2 separate regions of the Homo sapiens genome follow, and region 2 is linked to region 1. Evidence: chromatin loops called from intact Hi-C (ENCODE). Cell type or tissue: GM12878. All regions are shown on one strand. Each heading gives the region's core, and the rest is flanking DNA. Links, peaks and the distances in the headings are about the cores only. Region 1 has its middle 12 kb from the start of MIR181C. Region 2 holds the start of LOC105372284 (a long non-coding RNA gene).

Region 1 (10,253 bases), core at 2,474-7,473:
GGGATTACAGGCATGAGCCAGTGAGCCTGCCAGAATTATTTTTTTTTTTAATTTGAGACGGAGTCTTGTCCTGTTGCCCAGGCTGGAGTGCAGTGGCATGGTCTCAGCTCATTGCAACCTCCACTTCCTGGGTTCAAGTGATTTTCCTGCCTCAGCCTCCAAGTAGCTGGGATTGCAGGTGCCTGCCACCACACCTGGCTAATTTTTGTATTTTTAGTAGAGACGGAGTTTCACCATGTTGGCCAGGCTGGTCTTGAACTCCTGACCTCAGGTGATCCACCCGCCTCGGCCTCCCAAAGTGCTGGGATTACAGGTGTGAGTTACTACACTTGGCTACAAAATTAATTTTAATAAGATTTTATTTAACTGAGTATATCCAAAATAGTATCCTTTTAACATATAATCAAGGTAAATATTATGAATGAGATATTTCAGTTTTTTGGTACTGTCTTCAAAAATCTGATGTGGATTTTATACTTATAACATCTCAATTCAAACTGTTAGGTTGGTGCAAAGTAATTGTGGTTCTTGCCATCATTACTTTCTTTCTTTCTTTTCTTTTTTTTTTTTTTTGAGACGGAGTCTCACCCTGTCCCCCAGGCTGGAGTGCAGTGGTGCGATCTCAGCTAATGCAAGCTCCGCCTCCCAGGTTCACGCCATTCTCCTGCCTCAGCCTCCCGAGTAGCTGGGACTACAGGCACCCGCCACTACACCTGGCTATTTTTTTTGTATTTTTAGTAGAGACGGGGTTTCACCGTGTTAGGATGGTCTCGATCTCCTGACCTTGTGATCCACCCGCCTCAGCCTCCCAAAGTGCTGGGATTACAGGCATAAGCCACCGCGCCTGCTTTTTTTTTTTTTTTTTTTTTTTTTGAGGAAGAGTCTTGCTCTGTTGCCAGGCTGGAGTGCAGTGGCACAGTCTCGGTTCACTGCAACCTCTGCCTCCCGGGTTCAAGCGATTCTCCTGCCTCAGCCTCCCGAGTAGCTGGGATTACAGGCATGCACCACCACACCTGGCTAATTTTTGTGTTTTTAGTAGAGACGGGGTTGCACCATGATGGCCAGGCTGGTCTCAAACTCCTGACCTCAGGTATCCACCCTCCTCGGCCTCCCAAAGTGCTGGGATTACAGGCGTGAGCCACTGCACCCGGCTGCCATTACTTCGAAGAATAGCTGTATTTCAGGTGCTCAGTAGCCACGTGACCAGTAGTAACGTCATTGGAAAATGCAGTCCAGACAGGCCCGAGTCCTGCCCTTGTGTGACTCATGTCACTCACCTATCCCTAATCCCAGCTCTGTTGGATCCTATCTTTATTGAAAAAAACAATTTTTTTTTTCTAGACAGGGTGGAATGCAGTGGTGTGATCATGGCTCACTGCAGCCTCCACCTCTGGAGCTCAACCAGTCCTCTCACTTCTGCCTCTGAATAGCTGGGACCACAAGCGTACACCACCACGCCCAGCTAATTTTTAAAATTTTTGTAGAGGCCGGGTGCGGTGGCTCATACCTATAATCCCAGCACTTCGGGAGGCCAAGGCGAGCGGATCACTTGAGGTCAAGAGTTTGAGACCAGCCTAGCCAACATGGCAAAACCCCATTTCTACTAAAAATACAAAAATTAGCTGAGCATGGTGGCGGGCGCCTGTAATCCCAGCTACTCTGGAGGCTGAGGCACGAGAATCGCTTAAACCTGGGAGAGATGATTGCAATAAGCCGAGATCATGCCACTGCACTCCAGCCTGGGCAACAGAGTGAGACTCCGTCTCAAAAAACAAAACAAAATAAAATAAAATAATAAAACCCTTGATTGGGCATGGTGGCTCATGCTTGTAATCCCAAGACTTTGGGAGGCTGAGGAGGGTGGATCATTTGAGCCCAGTAGTTTGAGACCAGCCTGAGCAACATAGTGAGACACTGTCACTACAAAAAAATTTAAAAATTAGCCAGGTGTGGTGGTGTGTGCCAGTAGTCCCAGCTAGTTGGGAGGCTGGGGCAGGAGAATTGCCGAAACCCAGGTTGAGGCCTCAATGGGCTAGGAGTGTGCTACTGAACTCCAGCCTGGGCAACACAGCAAGATCCCGTTTCTAAAAAACAAATCAAACAAACAAAAATCCCTAAGCCTTCTCATCATACTTAAATCCAAACTCCTTACTGATCAAGGACCTATAAGACGTCACCTCCTCAAAAGCCTTCCCAGATTGCACTTTCATCTTCCAGGCTGGGCCTTGACTCTCAGCACTGAAAACTCTTCATTGTAATTGGCTAGCTACATGACTAGCCCCCTGCCAGATGGTGGCAGGCAAGCTCCTAGTCTGTTTTGTCCCTCCCCCACTTCCCATCATCTCACCCCACATGCATGCCAGGAACATAGTGATTATTAATGCATTAATTCACTAGATATTGACTAAGGGCCTTTTTTAAGTTCTCCAGCAGTGATGAAGACAAACGTTGTAGGCTGGGCACGGTGGCTCATACCTGTCATCCCAGCACTTTGGGAGACTGAGGCAGGAGGATCGCTTGAGCCCAGGAGTTCGAGACTGCCCTGGGCAACAAAGTGAGACCCACCCCCATCTCTCCAAAAAAAAAAAAAAAAAAAAAAAAGACAACAGCTATTGTGCTGGCAGAGCTGACAATCAAGTACAGGAGACAGACAAGAAACAAGATGTGTAGTAAAACATGTAGTGTGTTGAAAGGTGACAGGGCCAGGCGCGGTGGCTCACGCCTGTAATCCCAGCACTTTGGGAGGCCGAGGCAGGCGGATCACGAGGTCAAGAGTTTGAGACCAGCCTGGCCAACATAGTGAAACCCCGTCTCTACTAAAAATACAAAAAATTAGCCGGGCATGGTGGTGGCACCTGTAATCCCAGCGACTTGGGAGGCTGAGGCAGGAGAATGGCTTGAACCCGGGAGCGGAGGTTGCAGTGAGCCGAGATCGCGCCATTGCACTTCAGCCTGGGCGACAGCGAGACTCCATCTCAAAAAAAAAAAAAAAAAAAAAAAAAGGTGACAGGGTTGTGAGAAATAAATAGAGGAGAAAGCAAGGTGGGTGCAATTTTGAAATAGGGGAGTCGGCCGGGCTCCATCTGTAATTCCAGCACTTTGGGAGGCTGAGGTGGGCGGATTGCCTGAGCTCAGGAGTTTGAGACCAGCCTGGGTAACATGGTGAAACCCTGTCTCTACTAAAAATACAAAAAAAATTAGCTGGGTGTCGTGGTGGTTGCCTGTAATCCCAGCTGAGGAGGTCTGGAATGGGGTGAATGAGGGAGGGAGTGGAGAGGGTGAGGCAGAGAGGAGACAGGAGACTGTGCAAAGCCTTCTGGGTCCTGGGGAGGACTTTGGCTTTTGCTCTGAATAAGGTGGGAGCCATTGAGGGTTCTGAGCAGAGGAGGGACTGGACCTGACTTGGGTGCTCACAGGCGCCCCGCCCCGGCTGCTGTGGTGGGGAGGGGATTAGGGGGATGGGGACAGACTGTCGGGGGCTGCAAGGTGTGCAGAGAGGTGGCAACTGGAGCAATTCTGGGGAGAGATGATGGAAGCCGGACCAGGGTGGGCCTTGGAGAAGTCAGGATTCTGGATGCATTAGAAGGGACAGTAACTAGCCTGGGAGCAGTGGCTCATGCCTGTAATCCCAGCACTTTAAGAGGCCAAGACGGGTGGATTGCTTGAGTCTAGGAGTTCGAGACCAGCCTGGGCAACATAGCAAGACCTATCTCTACTAAAAATACAAAAAAATCAGCCAGGCGTGGTGGCAGGTGCCTGTTGCCCCAACTATTTGGGAGGCTGAAAGAAATGGGAGGATGGCTTGAATCCGGGAGGCGGAGGATACAGTGAGCAGAGATCGTGCCACTGTACTCCAGCCTGGGCGATAGAGCCAGACCCTGTTTCAGAAGAAAAAAAAAAAAAGGACAGTAAGCAAAATTGTTAATGGGTTGCATCTGTTAATAAAAGTTTTTGTCTGAGCAGCTGGGAGGATGGAGCTGCCATTTCCGGAGACCGGGAAGATGGCGGGAGACCGTTTGCAGTTGAGGAAATGAGCTCTGAGCCCAGGGCTTCGTTCTGGCCCTGAAGTGTCCCTGCCCAGACTCTGGTGGGGTGCGGAGGAAAGCACCCACATGGCCTAGGCTTTGCCTCCTCGGGGCTTTCTCTCGGTCGATGCCTGAGTGTGCAAACTACACCCACATCTGAGTATACAGGGGCACCTCCGAAGACCCCCACGGCCTGACACATCCACCCAGTGTCCAATGGCCACAGCCTTGGGGGACTTCGGGGGCTGGAGTTCCGGGCTGATGGAGTTGAGAAGGGCTGCCTGGCTCTTACACCCACCTTGGGTCCCCACGGAGACCCCCAAGGGGACAGGAGGTGAAATCTCCCAGGGAGAGGTTCAGGAAGAGCTGCTGCTGTGTCGCAGCCCTGGGCTCCCCCTATGAGTCAGCACTGGCAGGGGCCCCAGGAACTGGGGACCGGGGGTGTGTAGGGGGGAGGGCAGTTCCCACGCCCTAAGGCGTCTGGGGCGCTGGGGCTTCCCCCACCGCTCCTCCCATCCTGTGCTGGGCTCTGGGGATCTTCAGAGGAGTCTGGGGGGTGAGAAGCCCAGGGCGGATTGGCCACTGGGCCAGGATCCAGGAATCCTCTCTCCTGGTCTGACCCAGTTCAGGAATGCAGAGGCCGCCCGCCCCGGCAAATGCGTTGCAGCAAGAAGGAGAGTTAGACGTAGAGAAACACCGAGTGAGTTGGACATTTGTGTGGACGGCACTTCTAGGGGGCTTTATTTAAGAAGGGGCCCTTCCTTCTGGGGACTCTGCATTTGAGCAGTGGAGGCTCCAGCCTGGGGTGTCCAGGCAGAGTCCTCAGCTACCGTGGAGTGGGAGGTGGCGGGGAGGAGGGGGAGGAGACTGCGCTGAGAGCTGAGATCAGTCCCGCCGGCCTCCACAGCTGGGAGGGCGCTGGACTCTGCTGCCCCCTGCTGGTGGCTGCAGGAAATTCAGCGAGCAGGACAGCTGGCCGGTCCTGGAGAAGAGACGGGGGGAAAGGCCTCGCACAGAAAGAATTCCAGCTCTGCCTTTTTTTTTTCTTTTTTCTTTTTTTTTGAGACGGAGTCTCGCTCTGTGGCCCAGGCTGGAGTGCAGTGGCACAATCTCGGCTCACTGCAACCTCCGCCTCCCGGGTTCAAGTGATTCTCATGCTTTAGCTTCCTGAGTAGCTGGGATTATAGGCGCGTGCCACCACGCCCGGCTAATTTTTGTGTTTTTAGTAGAGAAGAGATTTCACCATGTTGGTCAGGCTGGTCTCGAACTCCTGACCTCGTGATCCGCCCGCCTCGGCCTCCCAAAATGCTGTGATTACAGGTGTGAGCCACCACGCCTGGCCCCAGCCCTGCCTCTTACAGGCGGTACCACCTTGGGCAAGGGCAGGCCCCATCTGGGCCTCGGTTGCCCATCTGTGGAAAGGGCAGTATTCACTTCATTGGCCTGCTGGGAAGAATCTGAGATGATGATAGGCATTCCTGGGACCAGGAAGAAGGTTCGAAGATACAGCTGGGGAGAACTCTACCCTGGGCCCACCCTTCTAAAGAGAATAGTCCCTGCCTCAAGGGTTGCTCTGGTCTGGATGGGAGACGAGGCTCATACACGTCTATGAGTGGATGAATGAGTGAATGAATAAATGTGAATGTTGCATATTCCAAAGCAAGTCCCTCCCCAACCCCTTCCGCCTCTTTTTCTAAGAGAGGAACTCTTTCCCCAATACGCTCTTTTTTTTAGAGATGAAGTCTCTGTCTGTTGCACAGGCTGGAGTACAGTGGCACCATCATAGCTCATTGTAGCCTTGAACTCCTGGGCTCAACGGATCCTTTTGCTTCAGCCTCCCAAGTAGCTGGGACTATAGGCGCTCACCACCACACCCAGCTAATTTTTTTTTTAATTTTATTTTTGTAGAGACAGTGTCTCGCTGTGTTGCCCAGACTGGTCTTGAACTCCTGGCCTCAAGCGATTCTCCTGCCTCGGCCTCCCAAAGTGCTGGGATTACAGGCTTGAGCCACTGTGCCCGGCCCCCCTTGCCTCTTTTCTGTAAGAAGGGCTGGCCGGCAGGGGGGCGGGCGGCACAGGAGGGCCATCAACAGAGCTGACTGGCCCCCCCCAACCCCATGGAGGTATGATTACTAGATTGCAATGAACTCCCATTCTCTCCCCTGCACGTGTCTCTCCATCCCCACTCTGGGAGAAGACTTCCTTTGGGAGAGGTTAGGTGTAGACTACAGCTGGCCCCTCTAACCTTTGGTGGGGTTGGGGGTCGGGGGAGTGGTCCTGGAGACATCCACTCTCCTGGACCTGGAACCAGACTTTCTGGGCTGAGACCTGAAGGCAGCTGGACGATGTGGGAGGGTGAACCTGTCAAGGAGAAACTGAGGCAGGACTGTGGTGGAGGAGGCTGAAAGGAAGTGAGGGGTGCGCGATCAGGTGGGGAAGGGCCATGGCCCCATAAGGGTTAAGGTCTGGGCTTGGAAGGGGGCCAGTCAAAGGTTTCTCCATCCCCCTCTCAGACTGGGGTGGGGGATAAATAAACAGAATGAGAAATCTGTCAGCTCAGCCCGGGCCAATGGGAGGCTGCCTGGCGCCATGGTTTGCCCTGATGTGACCTTCCTCTACCAGCCGCGGTGGCCACTGCGGGCAGGGGCAGTGTGTGGAGCCTCAGCCAGGGTACGATCATTCCAGCCTTGTGCATGCTCTTATACCTGGGCAGGGGGAGGGGGGATGTCTGGGGAGGAGTACCGTCTGTGCAAGGATCTTTGGGAGATCCGGGGAGCCCCATCCTTTGTACAGCTTGCATGTGGTCTGTGCACCTGGCCTGTATATATGCTTGTGCCTCATGGTCCCAGGTACACATCCCCACGTGCCCCTGAATTGCGTGTGTCCATGTGGACCCCTGTGGCTCTGGGACCTGCTGGGGGTCTTGTGCATGTGGCTGTTGGCTGTGTTTCTCTGCCTCTGCGACTGGTCCATTTGACCCGAGTGGCTGTGCATATATGTGTGTGTCTGTGAACTTTGTGGATCTGTGTCTCCATGGGTGTGTTCTGGTTCTATGTCTATATCCATGTATTAGGTTATTTTGTGTGTGTCACGGTGCTCCTGTGGCTGTGTACCTGGGGTACTGTGTGTGTATGTTGGGGGGTATATCTCAGGTCTGTGGATACCCCAGTGCGTCTGTGATCTCCTGCGTGTCCGTGTGTCTTGTGTGAGCTGTGCGTGCCCGGGGTTCAGCCGCGTTTCTGCATATTTCGGTTCTAAGGACCTTCCCTCCTGTCCTGAATGTGGTGTGTCTGTGTACCTTGCATGTGTCTGGTGCCCCCGGGTGTCCCTCTGTGTGTAGCTGGGTTTTATGACCACCCTCGTGCGGCCCGGCACGCCCGCACGTCCCGCCACCCCCTCCCTTGGGTGTGTGTCTCGCAGCCCCCTGCACACCGTTCCCTATGTCTGTGGCCCGCGTGCCTTTGTGCGCGTGTGCTCCCCCCGGCGCCTTTGAGGTCTGCGTGCGTCTGGGTCCCTGCGTGTGCCCGCCCGCGCCCCCGTGTCCCTGATTCCCCCGCGCGGGCCCCGGGAGCTGCGTTTTGGAGACCCACGGGCATCCCCCGAGTGCGTCCCGGTGCGCCTGGCAGGAGGCCTCGGGACGCGCACGGCCGCGGCTGGACCCACCGCCCGGCGCGGCGCGGGGAGGAGGGAGGGGGCGGCGGCAGCGGGGAGCGCGGGCACGTCACCGAGACAGACAGGCGGGCGGGCGGCGGCGGCCACGGGTTCGAGCCGGCGCCGGAGCCCCGCGGCCCCCTCCCCCCCCCCGCCCACGGCCTAGGGAGCCCCCGCCCTGCCCCGGAGCCGCCGAAATGCAATTTCCCGTGCAGGCGCCTCGGGCCCGGGGGGCTTTTCCGGGCGGGTTTTGGAAAGAAGAGGGGGAAATGCGGCGGCGGCCCCAATCGAGGTGAGCGCGGGCGCCGGGCGGGCCGGGGGCACGGGCGGGGCGGGGGCCGCCCGCGGGCAGGGGGCGCGGCGGGGCGGGGCGGGACGCGGCCGCAGCCCCCTCGCGCACCTGCTCGCAGCCCCGGGGCGGGCGCCCCGGCCTCTGCGGCCCGGCCCTCCATTGTTGTTGGGGCTTGGAAGGGGGGCGGGGAGGCCCCGGCGGCATCTCTGCGTCTCGCCTTTCCGGAGAGGGGGCGCCGGGAGGGTCGGACTCTGCAAAGGGGACAGACCCCCGAGTCCCGGAGCCGGGGCCGCCAGGGGGAGGGCAAGCGGAGATGCCCTCGCGGGGCGGGGACGCGCGATGGGGGGCGTGGGGACAGCGGCGCCCCGACCGCCCGACACCTGACCGCGCGCGGGGAGGCCACGGGCCGGGGCGGCGGCGAGCTTTGTTCTTGGGGGCGCGGGGCGGGTGGGGCGCTCGGAAATCGAATGCCAGAAGAGAGTACGGCCCGGCGCGCGCGCGTTCGTGAAGGCTGCTCCGGCCAAGTTCATGGGCGCTCGGGCCTGCGGAGACCGATCCTGGCGGGGGCCCCGCTCAGGCCTGGCCGCGGGCTGGGGGTGCTGCAGCCGCGCCACCTCCGGAAGCCCTGGCGCCCTGCGCGGGCCGCCCCTCCGGCCTGTCATTACCGGCAGCAGCTGCAGGGTATTTACTGGGGCCAAGGTTTGCGAACAGGAACCCGCCCTCCAAAACTGGCCATAAAAAGGGAAAATGGCCCCGAATCCCACTGCCGGGGAGCCCTTTTAAAGCTACAGGGCGCCTTTCACGGCGACCTGCCCTGGAGGGCAGGCTGGGGGTGGGGGGGTGGAAAAGACACCTCATTGGCTGATAGGGACTGAGACGTCCCCCCCACGGTCCCACACTTCGGTTCCCCTCCCCCCATCTCTTTCCCTACCCATTCCACACCCCTGGACTGCTCACAGATGCATTAAGCCAGCCACGATTAGATATTCCCAAGGCCCTGATGGAGACCCCCAAAATTACACGCTATACACAGACATACAGCACCCCGATTAATACGCAGTCGAAAGTGATGCTGACACACACATACAGTCCCCACAATAACACTGCCACGTGTGTAGACACGTCACCCACAAGGGCTCGGACATCCAGGGATAGTGCCCATTGAAAGGCTGTCACACAGAAATGGAGCCACCAACGAAGGCAGCTACAACATAGACACAGCCTTTCGCATAACACTGACACACAGAAGTGGGTGTTCACCCACAGCATGTCACTCAGGGTAGCAATGACAAACGCAGATCCCTAAAGCCCATCAGTCAGGCACACACAGACTCCGACTCCATCGTTCACAATACCTGGGACACACACAGACATCCATGTGTCCTCCCAACCAAGTTCACACCTGCACACTCACAGTCACCCACAGTCACCCCCACCACACACACACACATACACACACACACAGACGGTACAAGGCCTGCAGAAACACATCTGACAGCAGGTCACACATAATCTTTTTTATTTTTATTTACTTATTTATTTTGAGATGGAGTCTCTCTTGGCTGCCCAGGTTGGAATGCCGTGGCACGATCTCCCGGATTCAAGCAATTCTCTTGCCTCAGCCTCCTGAGTAGCTGGGATTACAGGCGCGTGCCACCACACCAGGCTAATTTTTGTATTTTTAGTAGAGATGGGGTTTCACCATGTTGGCCAGGCTGGTCTTGAACTCCTGACCTCAGGGGATCCGCTGGCTTCAGCCTCCCAAAGTGCTGGGATTACAGGTGTGAACCGCCGCACCCGGCCACAGTTTCCTTTTTATTTTTTTGAGACAGGGTCTCACTCTGCTGCCTAGGCTGGAGTGCAGTGGCACGATCTAGGCTCACTGCAATCTAGGCTCACTGCAATCTAGGCCCATCTCCTGGGCTCAAGCAATCCTCCCACCTCAGCTTCCCGAGTAGCTGGGAGAACAGGTGCGCACCACCACACCTGGGTAATTTTTGTATTTTTTGTAGAGATGGAGTTTTGCCGGTTGCCCAGGCTCGTCTCAAACTCGTTGAGCTCTAGCTATCCACCCACCTCGGCTTCCCAGAGCGCCGAGCCACCATGCCTGGCCCAAATTTTTGTTTGTTTGTTTTGTTTTTTGAGACAGGGTCTGGCTCTGTCACCCAGACTGGAGTTCAGTGGCACGATCATAGCTCACAGCAGCCTCAAACTCTCAGACTCAAATGATCCTCCCACATTAGCCTCCCGAGTAGCAGGTCTCAGTAATCTTGATATACACACAC
Region 2 (10,253 bases), core at 1,939-6,938, 140 kb before region 1:
GTGCAGTGGCTCATGCCTGTAATCCCAACACTTTAGGAGGGAAAAGCAGGAAGATTGCTGGAGGCCAGGAGTTCAAGAGCAGCCTGGGCAACATAGTAAGACCCTGTCTCTATTAAAAATAAAAAAGAATCCCCCTATGCTTGATGTTTCCTCTTAGTCATTTTTCACCCACTAAACCCTTCACTCTGCTCATCGGCTGTAAATGCCAATCTGTCTTTGCTGTTTTGGAAACTGAGCTCATTTCTCTGCTGAAGTCTCTTTTCCCCTATTACAATAGTACCGAATAAAACTGTCTTTACCACTTTTAACCGGTGTCCAGCTCTGTCTCTTCGACAGCATCCAGATGAGTCACAAAGACCTGAACTAAAGCATTAGCAGTTAGGATCCATCAAGCATTTCTTTAGGATTTATTGTTTTAAGTCCTCAGATTTTGTCTAAGGCAATGGGAATGTAGCAAGCAGTAAACACAACAGGCAAAAATCCCTGCCCTGGGCCGGGTGAGGTGGCTAACGCCTGTAGAAGTGGCAGAAGTTCCATGCACCCAGACTGCCTCCCACCTCAAGTATCAGCCACAGCAACTCATTTTTCTGCCTCGGAGCTTTTTTGCAGCTATTGAAGGCTGTCTGCGTGCAGATGCTGCCAGAAGTTAGGAAGAGATAAAGCCCCGAGGAGGTAACGCTCAACCAGTGCAGAGTCAATAAATGAATGTGTCACTCCCCACCCTCATCCGCTTGGGGGACTATTCTGACTTTTTTTCTGCACCATTTACTTGCAGGAGTAGCTCAATAATGCACTCTTCATTGGCTTTTCCTCCTAACCTGTCTGCCTCTTCCAATATCCCTGTTACTGCTTCCTGAAACCATTTTCCAAATAAACTATCAGAAAAGCAAAATGAAGACGCAATCGAAGAGAACACTTGGGGCTGGGCGCAGTGGCTCACGCCTGTAATCCCAGCACTTTGGGAGGCCGAGGCAGGCAGATCACAAGGTCAGGAGTTCAAGACCAGCCTGGCCAACATGGTGAAATCCCATCTCTACTAAAAATACAAAAATTAGCCAGGCATGGTGGTGCACGCTTGTAATCCTAGCTACTCAGGAGGCTGAGGCAGGAGAATTGCTTGAACCCAGGAGGCGGAGGTTGCAGTGAGCCAAGATCACACCACTGCACTCCAGCCTGGGGGACAGGGCGAAACTCCATCTCAGAAAAAGGAAAAAAAAAAAAAGAGAACACTTGGAAAGACCAGGAGTGGACATGATGTCAAATAAAAGCAGACAGCCCAAGAATAACAGAGTGAAACAGAGGCGGAGGAAAAAAAGAATTGAGACTTAGGGGAAAGCCATTTCCCATCGTTAACTACTTTCAGGGCAAAAGGAGAAGTAATTGGAGAAGTGATTGGTTTAGTGATTTTTCTAAAAATAGTTTCTGTGTTAATTAAAATTTACAGAGAAAGCAAATCAATGTGTTCCCCTTTATCTCTGCCTAATTTCTGTCCTCCCAACTCATGAGTGGGGCTATTGAAGACATTAAAGAGAACAAAGTTGCTAAGGACATGAAAACCCATGGGAAAACATCCTTACATGAGTGAATGCCTAGAGAGCCAGCCAGTCCCACCTGTATCCATTCTAAGGCAAAGACTAAACATACAATTTATCCTCTAAAAAAATCCAGGTGGGATCAGGTGTGGTGGCTCACGCCTGTAATCCCAACACTTTGGGAGACCAAGGTGGGGAGGATTACTTGAGGCCAGGAGTTCAAGGCCAGCCTGGGCAGCATAGCAAGACCTCATCTCTACAAAAAATAAAAATAATTAGCCGGACATGGTGGTACACACCTGAAGTCCCGGCTGTTCGGGAGGCTGAGGCAGAAGAATTGCTTGAACCCGGGAGGTGGAGGTTGCAGTGAGCCGAGATTGTGCCACTGCACTTCCAGCCTGGGCAACAGAGCAAAACTCTGTCTCAAAAATAAATAAATAAAAGGCTCCTCTTGAGGCAACGCCTAAAACCTAGATGTAATGACGGAGCTCTTGTGCCCTCCCGTGGGCATCATGCCTCAGATCGGGAGAGCAGCTCTAAGCGCTCTCTGGGGAGAAGCTTGTCAGACACAAGCATGCATCTGTCAATGGAATTCCAGGCACCGAGGCCAACATTAGCATGCAAGCGAAATGCTGAAGGATGTTATGCTAAATGCAAAAGCCAGGCACAGAAAGACCAATTCCACATGCTCTCACTCCTCTATGAGATCTAAAAAAGTTGAACTCAAAGATGCAGAGAGAAGAATGATGATTACCAGGGGCTGAATGGGGAGTGGTGGGAAGTGGAGAGATTTTTGTCTAAGAGTGTAAGTTGCAGTTAGACAGGAGGAATACTTTTTTTCTTTCTGCAAGTTATGGTGTACATGAGAAATGTTTTACATGTATATAATGCATAGTGATTAAATCAGGGTATTTAGGGTATCCATCACCTAAGTCTCTCACTGTCATGCAGGCTGGAGTGCAGTGGTGCGATCTGGGCTCACTGCAACCTCCGCCTCCCAGGTTCAAGCAATTCTAATGCCTCAGCCTCCCAAGTAGCTGGGACTACAAGCACGTGCCACCACACCTGGCTAATTTTTGTATTTTTACTCGTGACAGGTATTTTTAGTAGCGACAGGGTTTCACCATGTTGGCCGGGCTGGTTTCCAACTCCTGACCTCAAGTGATCCGCCCCTCCGGCCTCCCAAAGTGCTGGGGTTACAGGCGTGAGCCACCGTGTCTGGCTGAGAAGGAATACTTTTTTTATTTGTGCAAATTATGGTGTACTGAGACATTTTTTATGTGTATATAATGCATAGTGATTAAATCAGGGTATTTAGGGTATCCAGGGTATCTGTCACCTAAGTACAATACATTTTTTTAAGTATAGTCATTCTACTCTGCTATCAAACATGGAATATGGCCGGGCACCGTGGATCGTGCCTGTAACCATAGCAGGCAAGGATTACTTTGCCTTTCACCTTTGGGAAGCCAAAGCATAAAAATTACTTGAGTCCAGGAGTTCGAGACCAGCCTAGACAACACAGCCGACAACCTTTTTTATTTTTTTGAGACGGAGTCTCACTCTGTCGCCCAGGCTGGAGTGCGGTGGCACTATCTCAGCTCACTGCAGCCTCCGCCTCCCAAGTTCAAGCAATTCCCCAGCCTCAGCCTCCTGAGTAGTTGAGATTACAGGCATGTACCACCACACCCAGCTAATTTTTGTATTTTTGGTACAGATAGGGTTTCACCATGTTGGCCAGGCTGGTCTCGAACTCCTGACCTCAGGTGATCCACCCGCCTCGGCCTCCCAAAGTGCTAGGATTACAGACGTGAGCCACCACGCCCAGCCTTCTTTTTTCCCTCTTCTATCAAATGAAACTACCTTAAGTGCAAGGGCAAGTGATTCCATCCTGGTAGCCTTACCATCTGGTCTAATGCCTGACACAAAATAAATGACCATCCATGAACAAATCGATGAGCGATTCAATTAATTGTTTACCCAGCTCAGGCCTAAATGGGAAGAGGAGGAAAGCAAAGTAGAATAATATGAGGGCACAGCAAAGGATGCCCCTACAAAACCATGCGTAGAACACCTCCCCAGAAACCCCCATACTATAGGGGTTCTGGCTATGGCCTTCAACACAAGTTTACCAACAACAGGTTTCCTTTGGGGATAATGAAAATATTCTGAAACTAAATAGAGGTGGTTAGCCGCCTGTGATCTCAGCTACTTGGGAGGCCAAGGCGGGAGGATCACTGGAGCCCAAGAATTTGAGATCAGCCTAGGCACCATAGTGAGAACTTGTCTCATTTTGTGTGTGTGTGTGTGGTTTTTTGTTTTTAAATGTTGTGGCGGTTGCATAACATTGCAAATGTACTGCCACTGAACTGTTCTTTTTAAACTTTTTCTTTTTTTTTGAGATGGAGTTTTGCTCTTCTTGCCCAGTCCTGCCTCAGCCTCCCAAGTAGCTGGGATTACAGGCACCCGCCACTACGCCCAGCTAATTTTTTGTATTTTTAGTAGAGACAGGGTTTCACCATATTGGCCAGGCTGGTCTCGAACTCCTGACCTCAGGTGATCCGCCCACCTCAGCCTCCCACAGTGCTGAGATTACAGGCGTGAGCCACCGCGCCCAACCTAAAACTTAATTTTATGTTTTGTGAATTTCAGTTCAACTTTGTTTGTTTATTGAGACAGAGTCTCTCTCTGTCACCCAGGCTGGAGTGCAGTAGCATGATCTCGGCTCACAACAGCCTCAAACTCCTGGGCCCAAGCCATCCTCCCACCTCAGCCTCCCGAGCAGCCAGGATTACAGGCACGCACCTCCACTCCCAGCTAATATTTTGTATTTTTTTGTAGAGACGAGGTCTCACTGTGTTTTCCAGGCTGGTATCGAACTCCTAGTCTCAGGTGATCCTACCGCCTTGGCCTCCCAAAGTGTTGAAATTACAGAAAACAGCCACCCTGCCTGGCTCAATTTAAAAAAGAAAAAAACTGATATACAAATTTGAAAAGTTTTGCTAAAAAGGAAAAACAAAGGCTCCCTCTGGCTGCAGTGTGGAGAATAGACTGCCCCATGAGGCGAAGTGGATTGTGATGGTCATGAGGAAGCTGGAGGGTGTACCTCAGTTCTCGAACTTCAGTTATTATACTTTCCTTAGTTCTATGACTTATGAAATATTTCTCAGCCGGGCGTGGTGGCTCAAGCCTGTAATCCCAGCACTTTGGGAGGCCGAGGCAGGTGGATCATGAGGTCAGGAGTTCGAGACTATCCTGGCCAACATGGTGAAACCCCATCTCTACTAAAAATACAAAAATTAGCTGGGCATGGTGGCACACACCTATAGTCCCAGCTACTCGGGAGGCTGAGGCAGGGGAATCGCTTGAACCTGGGAGGGGGAGGTTGCAGTGAGCCGAGATCACGCCACTGCACCCCAGCCTGGCAACAGAGCTAGACTCTGTCTCAAAAAAAAAAAAAAAAGAAATATTTCTCTCCTTTTTTTGAGAAAAGATCTCACTCTGCCACCCAGGCTGGAGTGCAGTGGTGCAATCATAGTTCACTGCAGCCTCTACCTCCCAGGCTCAAGTGATCCTCCTGCCTCAGCCTCCCAAGTTGCTGGGACCACAGTTGTGTGCCCTCACGCCTGGCTAATTTTTTTTTTTTTTTCAGAGACAGGGTTTCGCTATGTTGCCCAGGCTGGTCTCATACGCCTGGGCTCGAGCGATCCTCCCCCCTTGGCCTCCCAAAGTGTTGAGATTACAGGCATGAGCCACCCTGCCCTGTCCTATTTATGAAATATTTCTTGAGGGACATAGAATATTTGGTCTCAGTGCCAGCAGGCCTGCTGAATTTCCCGAGTCTTGGGAAATGCCAAGAAATAAAGGTACTATCACCAGGCAAGCTGGAGTGGTGAGCGACTTGATAGTCTCAGAATGATATCGCCAGCTGTTGGAAATCTTGTAGAACTGGCTAACACCCACTGAACAGTTGCTACGTACCAAGCACTGCATTAATGCACTTAATCCTGACAATAGCCCTGTGGGCTGATGGGCCAGGGTTTTGTTTTTGTTCTTGTTGTTGTTTTGAGATGGAGTCTCGCTCTCTCACCCAGGCTGGAGTGCAACGGTGTGATCTCAGCTCACTGCAGCCTCCACCTCCCAGGTTCAAGCAATTCTCCTTCTTCAGTCTCTGGAGTAGCTGGGATTACAGGCATGCACTACCACCCCCGGCTAATTTTTGTATTTTTAGTAGAAATGGGGTTTCACCATGTTGACCAGGCTGGTCTCGAACTCCTGACCTCAGGTGATCCGCCCGCCTTGGCCTCCCAAAGTGCTGGGATGACAGGCGTGAGCCACCGTGCCCGGCCTAATGGGCTGTTTTATCACCGCCTCACTGTAGCAGTCCCTCTGGTGCCGCAAGTCCCCTCTCTGCATCTGCAGGAGACAGTTCCCTGTGAGACCTGACTTACTTGTCCCACCTCAAGCCTGGACCACACATCTTTTGGCTTTCTTCAGCCTTCTCCAACCCCTCAAGGCAGCCCAAAAGTTTGGGGCTAAAGACCCCAGGGTGAGCTGGACATGGTAGCCCATGACTGTAATCCCAGCATTTTAGGAGGCTGAGGTGGGAGGATCACTTGAGCCCAGGGGTTCAAGACCAGCCTGGGTAACATAGGGAGACCTTGTCTCTACTAAAAATAAAAATTTTTAAAAAGTCAGGCGTGGTAGCATGCACCTGTAGTCCCAGCTACTCAGGGGCCGAGGTGGAAGATCAAGGCTGGAGTGAGCTATGATCACACCACTGCATTTCACCCTGTACAACAGAGTGAGACCCTGTCTCTAAAAAAGAAAAAAGACTTCAGGCTGTAATTGATCACAGTGAACATCAGCACATCGTATCACATGTCCCCTAATAGGCTATACTCAAAAGGACGCATCATTTCTGTGGAATTCCTGCCAGAAATGCATAACCTCATAGGCAGAGTAGTCAAATTCACAGTGACAAAAAGGTGCTTTCCAGGGACTGCGAGGAAGCAGGGAATAGGAAATTATTGCTCAATGGGTACAGAGTTTCAGCTTGGAAAGATGCAAACATCCTGGAGAAGGATAGCGGTGCTGGTTACACAACAATGTGATGTACTTAGTATCACTGAACTGTTCACTTACAAATTGTTAAGATGGGCTGGAGGCGATGGTTCATGCCTGTAATCCCAGTGCTCTAGGAGGCCAAGACTTTTTGAGGACAGGAGTTTGAGACCGCCATGGGCAACCCCATCTCCCAATAGCGAGACCCCATCTCCAAAAAAAATTAAGATGGTACATTTTATATTGTGTATATTTTGCCACAGTTAGAAAGAGAAAGAATTGTTTGGCCAGGTGTGGTGGCTCATACCTGTAATCCCAGCACTTTGGGAGGCCAAGGCAGGCAGATCACCTGAGGTCAAGAGATCGAGACCATCCTGGCTAACACGGTGAAACCCCGTCTCTACTAAAGATACAAAAAATTAGTCGGGTGTGGTGCCGTGTGCCTGTTGTCCCAGCTACTCGGGAGGCTGAGGCAGGAGAATCGCTTGAACCCAGGAGGCAGAGGTTGCAGTGAGCCGAGATCATGCCACTGCACTCCAGCCTGGGCAACAGAGCGAGACTCTGCCTCAAGAAAAAAAAAAAAATAGCCAGGCATGGTGGCATATGCCTGTAATCCCAGCTACTACGGAGGCTGAGGCATGAGAATTCCTTGAACCCAGAAGGCGGAGGTTGCAGTGAGCCAAGACCTAAGACAATCCCATGTAACAAATGAGGAGATGAGGCCCTGTATTAGTCCATTCTCACATTGCTATAAAGAAATACTTAAGACTAGGTAATTTATAAAGAAAAAAGGTTTCACTGGCTCTTTTACCTGCGGTACAGCCATGGTTCCATAGCCCGTACAGGGAGCATGATGCTGGCATCTGCTCGGCTTCTAGGAAGGCCTCAGGAAACTTAGAATCATGGCAGAAGGGGAAGGGGAAGCAGGTACGTCTTACATGGACAGAGAAGAAGAGAGAATGAGGCAGGAGGTGCTACACACTTCCAAACAGCCAGATCTCATGATAACCCACACACTATGTAGCACTGGAAGGATGGTACTAAACCATGAGACTGCCACCCCCATGATCTGATCACCTCCCACCAGGACCCACCTCCAACACTGGGGACTACACTCTGACATAAGATTTGGAGGGGACACAGATCCAAACTATATCAGGACCAGAGAAGTTAAGGAGCTCTCCCAAGGTCCCACAGCCAAGAAATAGCAGAGGTAAGGCTCCAACCAGACAACCCAGTGTCACACTCTACCCTCTCGATCACTACACTCTGCCACCTCTAAGAGTTAAGCAATTTCCCATTTAAAATTTCACTAATTTAGACCCAGATTTATGTCCCCATAATTCCCTATTGTAAACCCAAACAACATTCTTCCACCAACTTATTTGAATAACGTGTGTAGGACAGAAAGAAGTGACAGCTTGAAACTACTCTAATTTTACTTACGAATAATTGAGGTTGATTCATGCTGCTTTCTAAAAAACTGGTAATCCTCTTGGTGTTCCAGGATGCCAAATTTGTCACGTACGTCTCTTACAACTTCTACTATTCTCTCTCGAAAGCAGTACTCAAAAGCAGACAGTCACAAAGATAGGGTACTCAACAAGGGGTGTTCCAAGACAGGAGAAAGTTAACTTTCCCAAAACAGATGGAAAGAGCCGAAAAGGAAGAAGGAAAATGAAGGAGGAGCTTCCGGGAGAAAGACACATTAGTGTTCAATGTCACAAAGTCTATTAGTAGAGTATAAAAAAAAATAATGGGCCAGGCGCAGTGGCTCACTACTGCAATCCCAGCAATTTGGGAGGCCGAGGCGGGTGGATCACCTGAGGTCAGGAGTTCGAGACCAGCCTGACCGACATGGAGGAACCCTGTCTCTACTAAAAATACAAAAATTAGCTGGGCGTGGTGGTGGGCTCCTGTAATCCCAGCTACTCGGGAGGCTGAGGCAGGAGAATCGCTTGAACCTGGGAGGCGGAGGTTGCAGTGAGCCAAGATCGCGCCATTGCACTCCAGCCTGGGCAACAAGAGCAAAACTCCGTCTCAAAAAAAATAATGATAATAATAAAGCTGGCTGGGCACGGTGTCTCACACCTGTAATCTCAGCACTTTGGGAGACCTAGGCAGGAGGATTGCGTGAAACCAGTTCAAGACAAGCCTGGGCAATATGGCAAGACGCCTGTCTCTACGAAAAAAAATTTTTCTTTTAACTACCCAGGCATGCTGGTGCGTGCCTGTGGTCCCAGCTATTTGGGAAGCTGAGGCAGGAGGATCGCTTGAGCCCAGGAGGTTGAGGCCGCAGTGATCCATGATCGTGCCACTGCACTCCAGTCCGGGTAACTGAGGAGTAAGACCCTGTCTCAAAAAAAAAAGAAAAAACTAACCTAAACTAAACTAAAGAGACCCTAAAAGGGAGCAGTTTAGAGAACATCCAAGCTTGAATCTTTCTCAGGTAACTACCTTGAGGTAAGTGATACTAAAGGGCATGAAAGCGTCTCTTTTATTTCTTTTTCTTTGAGACAGAGTCTTACTCTGTTGCCCACGCTGGAGTGCAGTGGCACAATCTCGCCTCATTGCAACCTCTGCCTCCCGGGTTCAAGTGATTCTACTGCCTCAGCCTCCCGAGTAGCTGGGATTACAGGTGCCCGCCACCATGCCCAGCTAATTTTTGTATTTTTAGTAAAGATGGGGTTTCAACATGTTGGCCAGGCTGGTCTCGAACTCCTGACCTCAGGTGATCCACCCGCCTTGGCCTCCCACACTGCTGAGATTACAGGCATGAGCCACCGTGCCCGGCCAAGAGCGTCTTTGTGTTGGGTCACTTGGGATGTAGCTTCTTGCTATTTCTTGTTCTACCAAGGTTTTCATTGCCGAGGGCTGCCATAACAGTGTCACCAACTGGGTGGCTTAACACAACAGAAATGTATTCTTTTACAGTTCTGGTAGCTAGAAGTCAGAAATCAAGGTGTCAGCAGGGCCACACTCCCTCTGCAGGCTCTTTCTTGCCTCTTCTAGCTTCTGGTAGCCCCTGGCGTTCCTTGGCTTATGGTTGCATCACTCTAATCTCTGCTTCCATCTTCACATGGCCATCTTCCCTTTATCTCTCTCTGTCATCTCCTCTTACTGTAAAGTGGCCACTAGTCAGGCTAGGCATGGTGGATGGCACCTGTAACCCCAGAGCTTTGGGAGGCCAAGGCGGGAGGATCGCTTGAGGCCAGGAGTTCACGACCAGCCTGAGCAACATAAAAAATACCCCGTCTCTACCAAAAATAAAAAATTAGCCAGGTATAGTGGTGTGCATCTGTAGTCCCAGCTTTTTGGGAGGCTGAGGCAGGAGGATTACTAGAGCCCAGGAATTAGCGACTTCAGTAAGCCATGATCATGCCACTGCACTCCAACCTGGGCAACACAGGGAAACCCTGTCGCTTTAAAAATAATAATAATAGGGCCGGGCGCGGTGGCTCACGCCTGTAATCCCAGCACTTTGGGAGGCCGAGGCGGGCGGATCACGAGGTCAGGAGATCGAGACCATCCCGGCTAAAACGGTGAAACCCCGTCTCTACTAAAAATACAAAAAAATTAGCCGGGCGTAGTGGCGGGCGCCTGTAGTCCCAGCTACTTGGGAGGCTGAGGCAGGAGAATGGCGTGAACCCGGGAGGC

What was found. Peaks named below come from ENCODE experiments on the same cell type or tissue, not always from the same donor. Only the 100,000 strongest peaks of a DNase experiment are listed, where the experiment ranks them.
Region 2: it touches region 1 in a loop (4-fold over the local background); 14 of 110 quality-filtered maps call a loop at or near these places.

What each region holds. Positions count from the first base shown.
Region 1 is chr19:13,857,470-13,867,722 of GRCh38, forward strand. It overlaps a transcript of NANOS3 not described here. Among named protein-coding and RNA genes, the nearest start is that of MIR181C, 12 kb to the right of the region's middle. RefSeq lists enhancers at 4,164-4,593, 4,654-4,903, 7,103-7,988 and a silencer at 8,471-8,560. In GM12878, for the core only: a CTCF peak has its summit at 4,964 (motif pointing left); DNase peaks (open chromatin) are centred at 4,432 and 4,912; H3K4me3 peaks cover 1,164 bases; H3K27ac peaks cover 1,575 bases; H3K27me3 peaks cover 233 bases.
Region 2 is chr19:13,716,877-13,727,129 of GRCh38, forward strand. It overlaps LOC105372284 (a long non-coding RNA gene), which reads right to left and starts at 7,518. Exons shown (of 7, transcript XR_001754028.1): 1 at 7,408-7,518; 2 at 300-363. In GM12878, for the core only: a CTCF peak has its summit at 4,583; no DNase peak of the experiment used is centred there.